2 separate regions of the Homo sapiens genome follow, and region 2 is linked to region 1. The links are chromatin loops, found by intact Hi-C in ENCODE. Cell type or tissue: dorsolateral prefrontal cortex. All regions are shown on one strand.

The links. A loop is a pair of places that touch in the nucleus more often than their neighbours do. Peaks named below come from ENCODE experiments on the same cell type or tissue, not always from the same donor. Only the 100,000 strongest peaks of a DNase experiment are listed, where the experiment ranks them.
Region 2: it touches region 1 in a loop (2.9-fold over the local background); 2 of 110 quality-filtered maps call a loop at or near these places.

Annotation. Positions count from the first base shown.
Region 1 is chr6:39,373,297-39,381,296 of GRCh38, forward strand. All of the region lies in intron 16 of KIF6 (kinesin family member 6), which reads right to left. The region is part of intron 3 of LOC107986594 (a long non-coding RNA gene); the gene reads left to right. Among named protein-coding and RNA genes, the nearest start is that of KCNK16, 55 kb to the left of the region's middle. In dorsolateral prefrontal cortex, CTCF peaks have their summits at 4,336 (motif pointing right) and 4,536; a DNase peak (open chromatin) is centred at 4,365; H3K27ac peaks cover 2,237 bases.
Region 2 is chr6:39,427,013-39,435,012 of GRCh38, forward strand. KIF6 (kinesin family member 6) reads right to left here. Exons shown (of 23, transcript NM_145027.6): 14 at 4,041-4,149. Among named protein-coding and RNA genes, the nearest start is that of KCNK16, 110 kb to the left of the region's middle. In dorsolateral prefrontal cortex, a CTCF peak has its summit at 4,371 (motif pointing left); a DNase peak (open chromatin) is centred at 4,389; H3K4me3 peaks cover 1,009 bases; H3K27ac peaks cover 2,031 bases.

The DNA.
Region 1 (8,000 bases):
TGCAAGAAAGAGTAATCAATGGTGTCTGTGAGTAAATATGGCTAGAGCAGTGTAGTGACTGTGTCTTGTGGAGGCCTTCAATGCTGCTGGTGGCCCAGAGCCATGGTCAGCTCTGTGGCAAGGAGTCTGAAATTGTCTCTGTTTGCTGATGACTTGAGTTTATATATAGAAAACCCTAAAGACTCAACCAAAAAACTTTTGGTTGATAAGTGAGTTCAGTAAAGTTACAGGATACCAAATCAGCATATAAAAGCCAGTAGCATTTCTATATACTAACAACAAACTATCCGAAAGAGAAATTAAAAAAAAATTCCATTAATGATAGTAACAACAACAAAAAACCCAAAGAACAAACAAACAAAAATTGGGTGTAAATTTAACTAAGGAGGTATAATTGAAAACTATAAAACACTGATGAAAGAAATGGAAAAAAACCACAGATAAATGGAAAGATATATTGTATTCATGGATTTGAAGAATTAATATTGTTAAAATATTCATACTACCCAAAGCAATATATAGATTCAATGCAATCCTTATGAAAACTCCAATGTTATTTTTTTACAGAAATAGAAAAAAAATCCTAACGTTCATCTGGAACCACAAAAGACCTTCAATAGTCAAAGTAATCTTGAGCAAAAGGAACAGAGCTGGAGGCATTACACTCTCTGTTTTTAAAATTTACTACAAAGCTATAGTAATCAAAACAGCAGGGCACTGTGATAAACAGACACATTGACCAATGCAACAGGAGAGAAAGCCCAGAAATAAACCTACATATTTATGGCCAGTTGATTTTTGACCAAGGTGCCAAGATCATACATGGGGAAACAACAGTTTCTTCAATAAAAGGTGTTGGGAAAACTGGATATCCACATGCTCAAGAATAAAATTGGATCCCTATCTCAAACCATAAAGAAAAATTACCTCAAAATAGATGAAAGACTTAAATATAAGATCTGAAACTGTAAAACTACCAGAAAAAAACATAAGGGGAATAGTTCAACAACATTAATCTAGGCAATGATTTTCTGGCTGTGACCCTGAAAGCACAGACAACAAAACAAACTTGCACAAATTGGATTATATCAGACTAAAACGCTTTTGCACAGCAAAGGAAACAATCAACAGACTAAAGAGATAACCCAGAGTGGAAAAAAATATTGGCAAACCATACATCTGATAAAGGGTTTATATTCAAAATATATAATGGACTCAAGCAACTCAACAGCAAGAAAACACATAACCCTATTAAAAAAATGGGCAAAGGACCTGAACGGAGATTTCTCTAATGAAGACAAACAAATGGCCAACAGGTTCATAAGAAAATGCTCAACATCCCTAATCATTAGGGAAATGCAAATTAAAATCACAATAAGATAGCACCTCACACCTGTTAAAATGGCTATAAGAAAGATGAAAGATAAGTGTTGGTGAGGATGTGGAGAAAAGAGAACCCTTGTACACTGTTGGTGGAAATGTAAATTGGTACAGTTGTCATAGAAAGCAGTATGGAGGTTGTTCAAAATACTAAAATAGAACCACCATGTGATCCAGCAACCTTGCTTCTGGGTATACATCTGAAGGAACTGAAATCAGTATGTTGAAGAGATATCTGCATTTCCATGTTCATTGTAGCATTGTTCACAATAGCCACGACATTGAATCAACCCATCAACAGATGAATGGATAAATAAAATGTGGTATATATACACAATGGAATACTATTAACCCTTAAACGAGAAGGAAATTCTGTCATTTCCAATAACATGAATGAAACTGGAGGACATTATGCTAAGTTAAATAAGCCAGGCACAGAAAGACAAATAGTGCATGATCTCACTTATGTGAGAATCTGAAATAGTTGAACTCATAGAAATAGAGGCTAGAATGGTGGTTACCAGGGGTGGGAGGTCAGGAGAGGGAGATGTTGGTCAAAGGGTACAAAGTTTCAATTAGATAGGAGGAATGTTTTTGAGATCTATTGCACAGCAGTGTGAACACAAGGAGTAATAATGGACATTTCAAAATTGCTGGGAGTAAATTTCAAATGTCTCACCACAAAAAAAATCATGGGTGAGGCAATGAATATGTTAATTAGCTTGATTTAAACATTCTACATTGTATACACATATCACAACATCACAATGTACCCCCAAAATATATACAATTATGGCTTTTCAATTAGAAATAATATTAAGAGAAGCAAACAAAAATACCAAAAATGGTTGAGTAATGAATGGCAAATTTCCTCTCTCTGCTTGAGCTGGGACATCGATCTCCTGCCCTTGGACGTTGGCACTCTGGCACTCAGGCCTTTGGACTCAGACTGGGACTTACTTTTTTGGCTGCCCTGGTTCCCAGGCCTGCAGGATTGGACTAGAACTACAGCTAGACTTTCCTGGGCCCGCAGCTTGCAGATGGCAGATCATAGGATTTCTCAGCCTCCACACTGAGTGAGCCAATTCCTTCCAAAAAATCTCTCTCCATATATCAATATATTTCCTATTGGTTCTGCTTATCTGGACAACCCTGACCAATACACAGGGTGAATGCTCTTTTTGCTAAACCACAGTTGCTATTGCAGGCTGGCACCAGGGCTGACATAGAGTCTTCCTCTGCCCTCCAGAATGGTTGGTGCAGGAGCCTTAAACCACTCAATGGGTCTGAACCCTTGGCAGTTGGGAACTGGCAGGGAAATGGTGTGCAGGCTCCTCCTCACTCCCAGCCTCTCCCTTGAGCATGGAAATTCGGCTAAGGACCTCATGTCACTGAGGATGGCCCTATATTCACAAGCAACTGTGGATTAGAATTAAGTGGTGAGACACACTGTTGATGGTTTTACAGAGTTACCTGAATTCTTTTGGAACCAACTGAGATGTTATCTCAGCCTTAGAGGGCAGCTGCATCCTTTATATCCTGCCTTATTTCAAGGAGTCAACAATTTTATTTCTGAGAGGGTGAAAACATCTGTAATCCATCCAAGCTCTCCCATGTCTCCGCACCAAGGTTGCGAGTGTTTTCTGCATGTCTGAAGGAAGCCTGCCTTCACAGAGGTAATACTGTGACACTTGAGGGCTGTGGAGTGCTAGAGATTCATCTGTTCATTCAACAAGCAGTCAGTGAAGGCCAGCTAAGCCTCAGGAACTGTGCCCGGCACTGGGCTATCATCTGGTCCAACCACGTCATTTTACAGATGTAGAAACCTGAGCGCAGAGCCCCTCAGCTGCTGGCACATCTTTAAGGCAAAAATGTGATGCCTAAGTTTCACTCATTCATTCAATAAACACTTATGGAGGACCTACTGCGTGACAGTCACTGTGCTTGGTGTTGGGGAAAGAAAGACAATCTGTCCAGTGTGGGAGACACAGACTAATCATCACTGTCTAGTGTGACTAGCTGCATCACAGAGGGATATGCAGAGTTCTGTGTGAGCCCAGAGGGAGCTGAGATAGCTCTGGGGAGGGGAAGTTTGGACTATCTGACTTTGGAAATGTTTTAAACAGAGCCATGATATTGGAAGAAAGAAGATATATTAAAAGCTGCAGAACTCTTTCTTCAAATACAAGCTTAATGGAAAGAAAAAAAAAGATCTGAAGTTGTTTTGGTTGAATTTGAGTGGGCGAGAATCCCAAAGCTGCGCTGTTTGCACAGTGGCTGTCCTCACCCTTGCCTCGTGGTCCTGAAGGGGCTGTGGAGACCATCTAGGCTGCACAGAGCACATTTTGCAGACCACTGGGCTAGAGGATGCTGGAAGATCCCCTTCCGTTGTTTTCTCTTTTTCTTTTTTATTTTTTTAAATTTGCTGTCTCCCAGGCTGTAGTGCAGTGGCTCACAGCAGTCTTGACTTCAAGGAATCTTCCCGCCTTAGCCTCCCAAGTAGCTAGGACTACAGGTATGTGCTGCTGTACCTGGCTAATTTTTTAATCTTTTCTAGAAATGAGGTCTCGCTATGCTGCCCAGGCTGGTCTCCAACTGCTGGCCTCAAGCGATTCTCCTACCTTGGCCTCCCAAAGTGCTGAGATTACAGGTATGAGCCACTGTGCCTGCCCTGCCGTCCCCCATCCCCCCCCAACCCCGGTTTCAGTTCAGTCTCAATCAGTGGCTCCTCTCCATATCCTTGGATTCCCAGTTTCACACACTGGATCATGCTAGGTGCTCAGTGAAATCTGGGGAATAAATGGTTGACAGTCTGGCCTTTTGCTTTCTCTTAAATTTGTTGTCCCTAGGTGCAGAACTGCAAAAAGCATTTCAAAACTCAGTCTTTACCAATTTTACATCAAATGGGAGAAAGTGGCATCAACAGCCGAGGCCTGTCTTTGAAGAACAACAGGGATGCCACAAGAGGTCACTGCAGGAATGCTGGTTGGGGGAAAAGAGCCCTCTCAGAGGACTAAACTAGAACAACGCAGTGAAACAGGGAGCCAGCAGCTTCAGAGCCTCTCTCCAACCCGTAAGGCCCTTGCAGGGGACTCAGAGCTGCCTCTGCCTGATTTCCCGGGTCAGGTAGTGAAACACCAGCCAGTGGCAATCCCAGGGCTCCACGTGGCATCACAGTCGAATGGCTTGTTCTTGGGGGCTGCTTTTGTTCAAGGAGATCTTTGTTCCTGGGGCAGTGAGAAGAGGGAGGAGGGAGGTGGAAAGAGGGGTAGTGCCCAAGAGGTAGTATTCGTGGGGGAATCTCAGCCATCCTTTGGAACTTGTTGATCTTAAGTTTAAGATATTTTCTTTTTTTAATTAATACTATCAGTATAACTATCTTCTATAACAGTATATGAAACATGCTCGCTGTCGAGGAAATGGGATGTTCCAGTAAGCTCTGTTTTCACAGAAGTTGGGTCAAGGGGTAAACGCAGAGAAGCGTAAATGCAGAGAAACCCCCATCCCGCACACAAACACACAAACCACACACACATATAACATGTACAACATATCCATACCACCAACACACCACACACACACACAAACCCACAAACCACACACACATACACACCACACACACAAGCACAAAACACACATACAACACATACAACATATCCAACATACCACATACACACATACCACGTGCCACATATACATACAATACATACAACATACCCACACTGCACACATACCACATATACACATGCATACAACATATATCCATACCACATACACACACACCACATGCCGCATATACACAGCACACACGTACATACACAACAGACACACGCATACACACACCCCAACTAACCCAAACTATTTCCCACTCTTCTCTGTGGTTCAGAATCCTGCCCATTCCTCAAGACTCAGCCCAGGCCTGTGGTCTTGGTGACAACCCCCCAGGGCCACTCCTTCTGGTAAGAACGGGAAGTTCTCATGGCCTGTCCCTCTCACCTGACACATTTCACATGCTGCTTGGTAGTGTGATGTATCTTTTAAATTTTAACCACAGGCACCTGTTAAGGGTTTTGATTGTGAACTGAACAAGATCCAGCCCTGATCAAATATTGCTTAGAAGAGATATTTGAGAGAGAGGCCACAGCCCACGTTCCTGGGGCTGGATTCTTCCAGTTTTAGTCCTGCTCTGTGTGGCCATCAGAAAGCTGAGTACCCGGATCCTATTATCTTGGCCGCTCACATAAACGCTTTCAGTGAGCTATGCTTTAATGTCAGGCCTCTAGCTTTTATAGAGGGTCGATACAAGAATCATCTGGTTGAATAACATTTCGGTATCTTTTGTAAAACTGCAGTTGAAGACATCGTTCACTGTGTCACTCAGTGTCCTTTATACAAGGATCCGCACGATAAATTCTGGCTTGTATTTAGTTCCAGGAAGAAATTCTATTTTCTGCAGATAAATTAGTTAGTATGCTTCCTGCTGTCAGAAAATGAAAACTATGTAACTCTGGGTGCCTCTTTTTTGCTTAGCAGCTAGACAAGAGAGAGCCAAATTTATTGCCTGTGTGTTGTAATTTGCTCAGCTGTGGAGTCCAAAAGCACTTATGCCTTCTACTTCTTTTAAATGGGCTTATTTTATTTTATGCTCAAATGTCTCATTGTGCTTTTGCAAAATGTGTGAGTCTGGAAGTCACCTGGGGAAGCATTCATCTGGCCATTGACTTGGCCTATTTATTGCTTGTGCTGGCTGCTAGGGATTCGAAGATGAATTTGACTGCACCCACCTTTCCTGGAGCTTACATTTTAGCATGGAGAATATATATGGAAATAAATAATTACAAAATAGGGTTGGTGCTTTAACAGAGACCCATGAGGCGGAGGCAAAAGCAGATTTTGGGAGAAGGGGTCAGGGAAGGCTTCACAGAGGAGGTCAATGTTGAATTGGTTTTGTGGCTACAGTGGGAAGAGGACAGTGAATGGAAGAATGTAGGTAGCTGAATCTGATACTTAAAAAAAGGAGTTGTCTTTTTATGCACATGTCAACTCATCCTGGTTAGATTGGAAACTCTTTGAGGGCAGGCACTGGATACAGCCCTCTGTGGATTCCATGATGCCTGGCAAAGTGCTAAGGGCAGTGCAGCGTGATGGCTGGAACACTGCTGTGGACCCAGGCTACTGGCCTTGCATCCACAGCGGAGCAAAGTTAGGCAGGTTTCCTTAACCCCTTTGGGCCTTAAATGTAAAGTGAGGATAATAGTAACATCTACGTCATTGGGTTGTGAGCATTAAAGAAAGAAACACATGTAGAGAACTTAGTAACATGCCTGGCACATGGTAAAGTACTCAAGAAACATTTGCTGATTAGTCTCATCTGCATTATCAACAATACTAAATCATTTGGGGTCGATAGTACAGTAAAGTGGTAAAAACACACACAACTGAATTCAGCAAAGCACTCTCAGCTCAGCTAGCTGAATCTAGTTAAGTTAGTATCATTTCCAACTGACGCCTAATTTAAAAATAACATTGTTCTATTGTTTCCTGAAATAGTGTGTGGGAGTCAGCCCTCCTATAAGCCCTGATGATGTTCTTAGAGATGGTTATTGATGTTTGTCTTAAAAGACACCCCCAGCTCTGACTGTCACATCTAGGGAGCTCACAAGGTACAATGCTTCTTCAGCCTCCTTTTTGTCTTCATTAGTTCTCCTGTCCACTAAGTTTTAAAAGGACCAGGGTTCGGTAGATGTTTATGTTTCCTGATGTATCTTGGGTGAGTTGTAAATGAAGAAAGAACCATAGTCTTGACTTTCAGCCAGGAAAGAGAGTAGGAATCCTTATAAAAGCACATGCACAGTCACGCGTGTGTGCACATGCACGCGCACACACACACACGCACACACCCGGCCATGAAAGGGCCATCCATATGCCATTGGTGTGGTGGCAAATGTTTAACAGCCACTCTTTGGAAAAAAAAAAAAGCCACATTTATAATACTTGCCAATTTCCTTGGTGTAAATATTTCCAGCATGGCTGATTTGAAGCCACCAGTATGATCTCGCTAAATGTGGATTTGGGAAGAGAGGCACCGCAGCACCTCGTCACACAGTGTTCCCACCACACAGATACAGTGGATACAGATCACTTCAAAAGCACAGATAATAACACAATGTAGTAAATTAACTAGGAAGTGGTGAATTTTGAGTATTTGTTACCTTTGTTTCTTAATATAACATTTAATTGTAAACTTATCTAATTTAATTTTAATAACATCTTTGTTTAAAAACGGCTCCCCACATTCCTGGAGTACTAACAGTTTATGCTTTTATGGACTGAGCCAGCTCAGCACACCACTGGGAATGGCTTATCATCATCCATGAATGATTTCTTCCAAATGGTGCCTCTCACATTACCACTAAATCTTTGTTCCTTTGGGATATGGGATTGCCTTTATAGAAATTTCCCTGGGCACACATCTACTTACACATCCAGAGACATATTCTTATGCAAAACATATAAGAAAAACTCTCCTGATCCAACTTGCTCATCACCCTTCCCCACGACAAACCCAAACCGATCACACCCACACTTTCATGAAACCATAGGAACATGTAGGCAAAAGA
Region 2 (8,000 bases), 54 kb after region 1:
GCATGGTCAGACCACAGAATTAGTCTGATGTGAGAAGTCTGGGGTGAAATGGGAGTCCAGGCTGGTGGGTCCTGGTTGCTGAGGTCTATTGGGAAGCTGAGGCTTAGAGATGAGGCAGGAAGCCATCGCTGAATTTCACCCTAAGTCAACCCCCTCCAGTCTGTGTCTGTATTCCCAGAACTGCCCATCTTCCCACAGTTGGGCCACATGAGTCCTTCCTGTCACTAGAGGGAATGGAAGCAAATGTGTGGAAGGGGCCCGGGTTACTGGAAGGGCATTTCCTAAAGTAAGGGTGGCATGGAAGTGACCCTATGAGCATCTGTGAAGCCTTCCTTTGATGTCTGTTGTTGAAACCCTGCTTATGCAGTTATTTGTTTTCATACAAGAACATTTTTCTTATTCCCCTTCCTTAAGCAGTTATGAACATGTAATATCTAATAATTCAATACTCTCCATCAATGCAAATAAGAGCTCCAATCCTAAGAAAGGGGTAGGTTCTGGGTTACATCCCCTATACCAAATAGTCCTTTAATGGTTAGTATTACAGGAACATTAGTCAGATATAGAAATTTTTAAAAAAATATGGGCTGGTCTCCTGACTTTTCATTTGATTTAAAAAGACTGATTTACTGCTGGGAAAACCTCTTTTCAGAGGAAAGGTTGTGTGAGTTTTAGTTCCCTTGCACTATGGCCACAAGGAAGATGGGATCATTGGTATTGCCAGCCCATCCTGCATAACTTAGGTATGTTTAAACTCAAAAGCACATTTGTCACATGGGTTGTCAGAACTCTACTGTACAGAGTTAAGTGAGCTCTATATTAGAAGGCTTTGGAAGACCACAACATCCTCATCCCACTCAGCCCCGACCCAAATCCCTGCTGAAAATAGACCTAAACTCAGGTTACAAACCAGAACCAGAAACAATGCCAACTTTATAATAAGAAAGATGAAGTACTATGTTCTCCCTAAGTTAGTGGTTCTTTGATTTGAGCATGTGTAAGAATCACTTGGTAATTTTTTTCTAACCTGTAGTGTTTGGGGGATCTTACCTTAGGGATTCTGGATCTCATGGTTTCTGGACACTGTCTAAGCCAGTGGTTTTCAAACCTACATGCTACTGGAATCTGCTTTTTAAAAAGAGATGCTCAGGTTGCACCTAATTTAATTAGAATATCTGGGGAGTCAGGGCCAGGCTTTGGTAGCTTTTAAAAGCTCTGTTGGTTGTTTTAATATGAAGCCAGTTACGAGTCCCTGGTGTAAGCTAAGAAGCCTCTCGTATAGACATGGCTGAAGGTTCTTTGGAAGTCTTTTGGATGAGACAGCTAGCTTAACATGCTTATCTTCAGACAGACAAGGTATCCTGCCCCAACACGTCCAACTAGCCATATTAAAAATTCATGTCTTACAACATGGATAAGCATTAGAAGGCTTGTGAAACCCTTGGATTTACAGGCTAAAATTTGTGCAGATGTGCATATGTCCCCCTTTCTAGGGAGAGAGTATTCAGCTTCACTGGATTCACTTTATTTTCTTCCCTATCCCCTTGTTTTATTCGTTTATTCATTCATTCCTTTTTATCCCCATGCCCTGCTCCCATTCTTGTGGGTAAAGTATGCTAAAGTATATCTGGGACTCATAAAGTATACCAGGGACTCATAAAGTATACCTTTTTTGCTAAAGCATATCTTTGTTTGCATGTTTTTCTTTGCTTTCTGTGGATCTATTTGTAATTTATCTGAATGATGTGATCTTACTCAGTGCTATGCTTTTAAGGTCTATGTTAATTGGTATGCATACATCTAATCCATGACTCCCACCTGCTGCGTCCTGCTTCATGGGGCATCGGCATTATTCTACCTGTCTACTTCCCCAGTGATGGATACTCAGCATGTTTCCAACTCTCCTTGGCCATGAATAGCCAAGGCTGCTCACAGCAGCCTGGAGTATGTCCCCTTATAAACATGCACGAGAACTTCTTGGGAAATAGACCCAGAAGAGGAACTGCTGGGTCACAGCAGGAAGCAAGTAGTTCTTTTGACTAGGAAGGGCTGGACTGCCGTCCATATACAGAGCCATGTACTCCCACTCCCTTCACTGGATTCCTGAATGAGCTGAGATCTGCCTTCTGGTAAAGTGTAAAAGCCAGGATGATAGTCTAGGCTGGGCCTTCGACCCTCATTGCGGTTTGCTTTTCCGTTTGCCTTTCTTTTTCCTTCTTCCGGGTCTACCTTCTTTCCCATTCCCTGTGGCTGCTGTATTAAACCTTCATCACCACCCTCAAGTCTCTTATTCTACCTCAACTTCTTTTTCACAGAGAAAACTTAGGTCATCTTTAATTTTCTCTCTCTTCTTCTCAGTGTGCCAATGTCAGCCCCATCTTGATTTGTTTTTCCATTCTTGCTCCCTTCCAGGGCTAACCTCCACTGAGCTTTTATTCCCTACCTTCCTGTCTTCCAGGAGCCTTGCTGTGTCAGCTTTTCCTGTTGTTTCTCTACCTTTCTCTTACCATTAGCTTATTCTGTGGCCTATAATATTAGCCAATTCTTTCCCATCCTGAAACCAACTTCCCTTTTACTTAAGCTACCTCTCTTTGTTCTTTCTAAAAATGTTTTTAGGCCAGGCGCAGTGGCTCATGCCTGTAATCCCAGCACTTTGGGAGGCCAAGGTGGGCGGAACACGAGGTCAGCAGATGAGACCATCGTGGCTAACACAGTGAAACCCCGTCTCTACTAAAAATACAAAAAATTAGCCAGGTGTGGTGGCGGGTGCCTGTAGTCCCAGCTACTTGGGAGGCTGAGGCAGGAGAATCGCTTGAACCCGGGAGGTGGAGGTTGCAGTGAGCCAAGATCACACCACTGCACTCCAGGCTGGGCAACAGAGTGAGACTCTGTCTCAAAAAAAAAAAATGATTTTCATCTATCACCAACTTTTTGAAGGCAATGACATTTCTTCTCACTCGCTCCTCCATGCCCGGCAGTCCAGCCAATGGCCTTCTAGTTGCAAAATCTCTGTACACTTCCCAGTTCCCTCCTGCTTATTTCTCTGTCGCATCTGACACTACTGACAGTCTGCTTCTTCTTGGAGCCGGCTCTCCTCTTGACTTGGCTATCAGGACATTATTTTCTCCTGGTTCGCCCCCTCTTCTTTATGCTTCTTCTCAGTCTCCATTATGGCCTCCTTTCTCTCTACCTTCCCTTCAAACTCCTTTCCCTTATGGCTCCCCTCTTTAGGCCTCAGCACTGCCACATGTTCTCCTGAGAGCTCATCTACTTCTTAGGCTTCCTGAGTTGTCATATGATTCTCAAACTCAGATCTCATTTTAATTCAACAAATAGTTCTTGAAAACTTACTGTGTGCTAGGATCCACAGTCTCATGTGACATATGAGAGTTCACCCTTTCTTCTGAGCTCTAGACCCCTACATCTGATAGAGTTTGTTTGCTACAGTTTGAGGATATGCATATACCTCACAGACTAGCTAAAAGAAATTATATACCTCTAAGTAAGCTTCTTTTGAAGGGGTCCAGAGCACAGCCCCATCTGACAACATGTCAGCAGATAATCCTGCCTGCTCTAATTTTGGCCTGGAGAAGACACCAAAGGCTTCTGGGTCACAAGATGTGCACATATTTTCTTTGACTAAGACAGGACTGCTCTCCAGAACAGCTGGAGTGCCTGCAGTTCTAAGAATATAATTTGGTCCATAGACTTTTTCCCCCCTCCTTTGCAACAGTAAGACATGGATAGAGTACAGGCTGATGAGAATGAATGTATGATGTGAGAATTGTAAATCACGTTGATACTGTCAGTAACAGACCCTGCCCTAAAGTTGCTTACCCCAGTAGTACTGGGATGGTGAGGCTCACACATGAAGGAGAATTGTACCAGGCTGGACATAATTAAATGTGAAACTGAATAAACATTATGCTTTTCTTGTAATAGTTATGTTGGGCAGATTAGGAAGGACAGAGTAAGCAAATCTCTTCTAGGCTGGCCTGGCTGAGCCTCGGAGGACCAGCTGCTCTCTGAGACAGCCTTACCTCTGTTTCAGAATCTGTTTGTTGTCATCGATGGTAACGCTGTCAGCGTGGTCCCTCTTGAAGATTTCAAAAGCCTCCTGGCATCCTAATGACATTTCCTCTCTCATTCCTGTTTGGAGACACAGGGAAATGGCCTCAGTCACAGCATCAGGATCCTATTAATTTCATTGTCACTTCAGTCAGACCACAAAACCAGCCCTGGCTCCAAGAGGCCCACAGCAGAGAGACTCTGACCAGACAGGTGGCCCCAGGCTCTTCCAGCTGGCTGACAACCTGCTGAGGAGGCCCTTCCAGTGCCACCCGCTGCACCCCTCAGGACTGTGCCTGCACAGCCATGTGACTCGTGGGGGGCGGGGTTTGGAATGCCTGCTCGGGGGAAATGAAAACCACAGCGCCAAGCCCTGGACTGCCGAGGATGTCTGCAAATGCCTTTTCTTACCATCGTTCAGTGCCACATTTCTCCCTGGTATGCCCTATTTTGTTTTTCTGTTAAATTTCCAGGCATTTAGTTAAAGGAATTATAATCCAAACTGAAAGATAGCATCTAGAAAATTCTGCTCTTAGTCTCTGTATAACAATTCATTCTTGTTTCCTGTGGTTAGTGAGGGGGTCTCGGCTCTTCTTCAGGAGTTAGGTCCTCAGTTACAAGACTCATGAGCTGGCCATGGCAGGGGTCCCTAGGTCATCTCTAACTTCAATATCCTGTATCGCCTTTGCCAATAAAGGCCAACCCTCACTGCTGGGCGCTGTTCAGAGTTCAACTTCTGGGACCCACGGTCAGTACAGCCAGGACCAGGCTCTCCTCCTCACCACCTCCCGGAGTGAGGGTCAGCGCAGATGTATGCCTGGGACCCCTCAGTGAGAGCTGAATTCACCGCTGGATTTTGGATGCATCTATAGAGCCATTTTTTTTTTTTTAATGCTTCTGCCCTTGGTTCCTTTGCCTGGGAGGCCTTTTCTCATGTTTTCCTCCAGTAACTCTACCTCCGTGGAGCTTTCGTCAAAGCCCAGGCAGAACAAACCCTCTTTTCACCATGTTCCTTATCAATACACCTATAATATGCACAGCCCAGTGGACACTGCCACTTCACATGGCAATCCTTTCTGGTGAAATGTAAGTTTCTCAGGGGGTAGAGATAATAGTTTTTTGTTTGTTTGTTTTGTGAATCCTTGTGTCTTGTTCAAAGTCTGGCATTTAGAAGGTGCTCAGCATACATCTGTTAAATGAATCAGGTTGAGAATGAAGCTGGGTGGTGCTGAGCCTTGCTGTTATTGCTGCGGGAACACAGTCCAGGGTTAGTGAGGCTCACTCTGAGGCCAAGGGTTCCGCAGAGGCTTTCATATGGGCCACATACCACGTCTCCTCTTGCCTGGAAAAAACTCTCTGAGTCCCATCACCCATCCTAAGGGTGAGTAACTGGACTAGCCCATCTGACACCAATTTAATGATTACTCTTGATAAAAATAGCACCGTGAAGAATGTCTAAATGGTGAGGCACAAAAATACACCCCACCCTTTTCTGATCAGAAGCAAATGGGCACGACTCAGCTTTGTCTCCACATCTGCCTTGCACACTCTAGAATTGGGTAGGCCTGGGAATCCGCTTGTGTGAGACGCAGAAAGATGATCCCTGATGCATGAGAGACATTGAGGGGCACGTTTCACCAGCAGAGCCCATTAGGAGCCAGCGGATTCATTCCATACCTTTCCCCTGTCCGGGTCTGCACCCAGTTCTAACAGTGCATGCCTTTTGCTACATAATAAAATAATAACAGACAGTAGAGGGCATGAGACTTTGGACTGGAGATGGGAAGAGAAAAGCTCCACAGAGACCACACTGGAGCCTGCTTGGGGGATCTCCAAATTGCTCCCCCCCGCAGGGGAGCTGATGAGCAGCCTTCCACCAACAGAGGTGTGGGGGTGGTGGGTGAAAGGGGTGTGGGGTGGGAGTGAAAGCTTGCTTAAGCTGCAGGGAAGAAGGGTTCACAGCCTCTTCCCTCCCAGGCTCTGCTTTTTCTGCAGAGCTGACTGTGAATGGACAGCTGGGTGGAAAGGACCACTCCAGAGCCCACGGCACTGTGGCGGCAGCCACTCCTGGGAGAACTTACAATGCACTGAGCAACCATTGGGACTAACTATATTCCCAACAACGAACAACACAAAAGTAAGTGACAATATGAAAACACGAAACAACATGAAACACACCTTCCCTGAGGTGCACTGGGGCCTGGGCCGTGGGAGCAGAAAGGACGTGGAGGGCACAGAGGAGACAAGCGCAGGCAGTTTGGGATCGTTGTGTACGGTCTTGAAGGTCCTACTAAGAAATTCGGGGCCAGCAGCATAACATATTCTACATGCATCGCCAACTTTCAAAGACTTACAATGGAATAAAGTACACATTATGGGAAAGTTACACTGGAAGGATTTAATACTCTTGGTGGCTTAAAAGGCACTTAGGGGTCCTGAAGTGCCAAGGGCTTATCATCAGGAACATAACCTTGGTTTTCCTTCTGTCACGGACAAAGTATTCTGGAGTTGGAGTTCTTTGATTGTGGTGACCACAGGTGAAGGCCATCAGAATGATGGCTATTATCTTGTCAGCTGTTTTCCCAAATGTCCACTCAGGGAGGCCAAGGTGAGGTGGCTGAAGCATAGCTGGAAGGCAAAGAGGCAAGGCAAGGCCAGGATGCCTGCAGAGACTTCAAGGCCACCACTTGGGGCAAGGCTGAGGTCCACAGAGGGAGGCACATGGGAAGGACTCACGGGCAGCTCCAGTGTGTGAGCCCAGGTCCCAGCCTGGCCCTACCCTTGCCCATCCCCATTCTGCTTGTTCAGAGCTCATGCGCAGCTCCTTTGGATTGCACTAATATACCACTTCTCACCCCATTTTGGGATCAGCTGCAAAGTTAATGAACGGCTTTTATTTACTGAAGAAATCACTTCCTTGTCCCTCTGAGGATTTAGAAAACAGGCTCTTTCTCCTATGGCAGTTCCCGTCCCTGAGCATGCACTGTATGCATTTGAAAGAGAAAGAGCAAAGGAGCAAAAAGAGTGATTAAAAGCTCACCTTGCTAATGAGACAATCGTCTATTTATTCTCTCAAGAAGTATTTATTTATATTAGGCATTGTGCTAGGCATGTGACAGAGATGTAAAGTTGAACATTAAAGCTTTGATTCTTGATTTAAAGAATTTGGAGTCCAGTAAGGGAGAAAGAAAAATGAAAAATGGCAGGGCGCAATGGCTCACGACTGTAATCCTAGCACTTTGGGAGGCTGAGGTGGGTGGATCACCTGAGCTCAAGAGTTCAGGTTCAGTCTGGGCAACATGGTGAAACCCATTTCTACTAAAATACAAAAAAAAAAAAAATTAGCTGGGCATGGCAGCACGCACCTGTAATCCCAGCTACTTGGGAGGCTGAGGCAGGAGAATCACTTGAACCCAGGAGGCAGAGGTTGCAGTGAGCCGAGATAGCACCATTGCACTTCAGCCTGGGTGACAAGGTGCGACTCCATCTCAAAACAAAACAAAACAAAAAAACAAAACAAAACAAAACAAAAACAAGAAAAGTGAACAAATATTTACAATGGAGGTTGCTGCTTGCTGTAGAGAGGTATGTGTCCAGCATGCGGGAGAGGGAGGGAGGGAGGCAGGGACTCTCAGCGAGAGTGGGAGAAGGCTGCAAGCAGGAGGGAGCAAGTGAACTTCATCTAGAAGGATCTGAAGGATGAAGCAGCATTTCCCAGGTAGAGAAGACATGGAAGAAGTTTCCAGGTGGAGGGGGCAGAGATGGAGTGTGGATTACAAAGGCAACCTGATTAATATGGGTGGCTCTGCCATCCAATAGAAATGATCTCTAGGTGATTAAAAAATGAATTTCTTATATACTCTATACCAAGGATAGTATCATGTGCTTTCTTATATATTATTTCAGTTAAATTTCTCTATGATCTCCGCAAA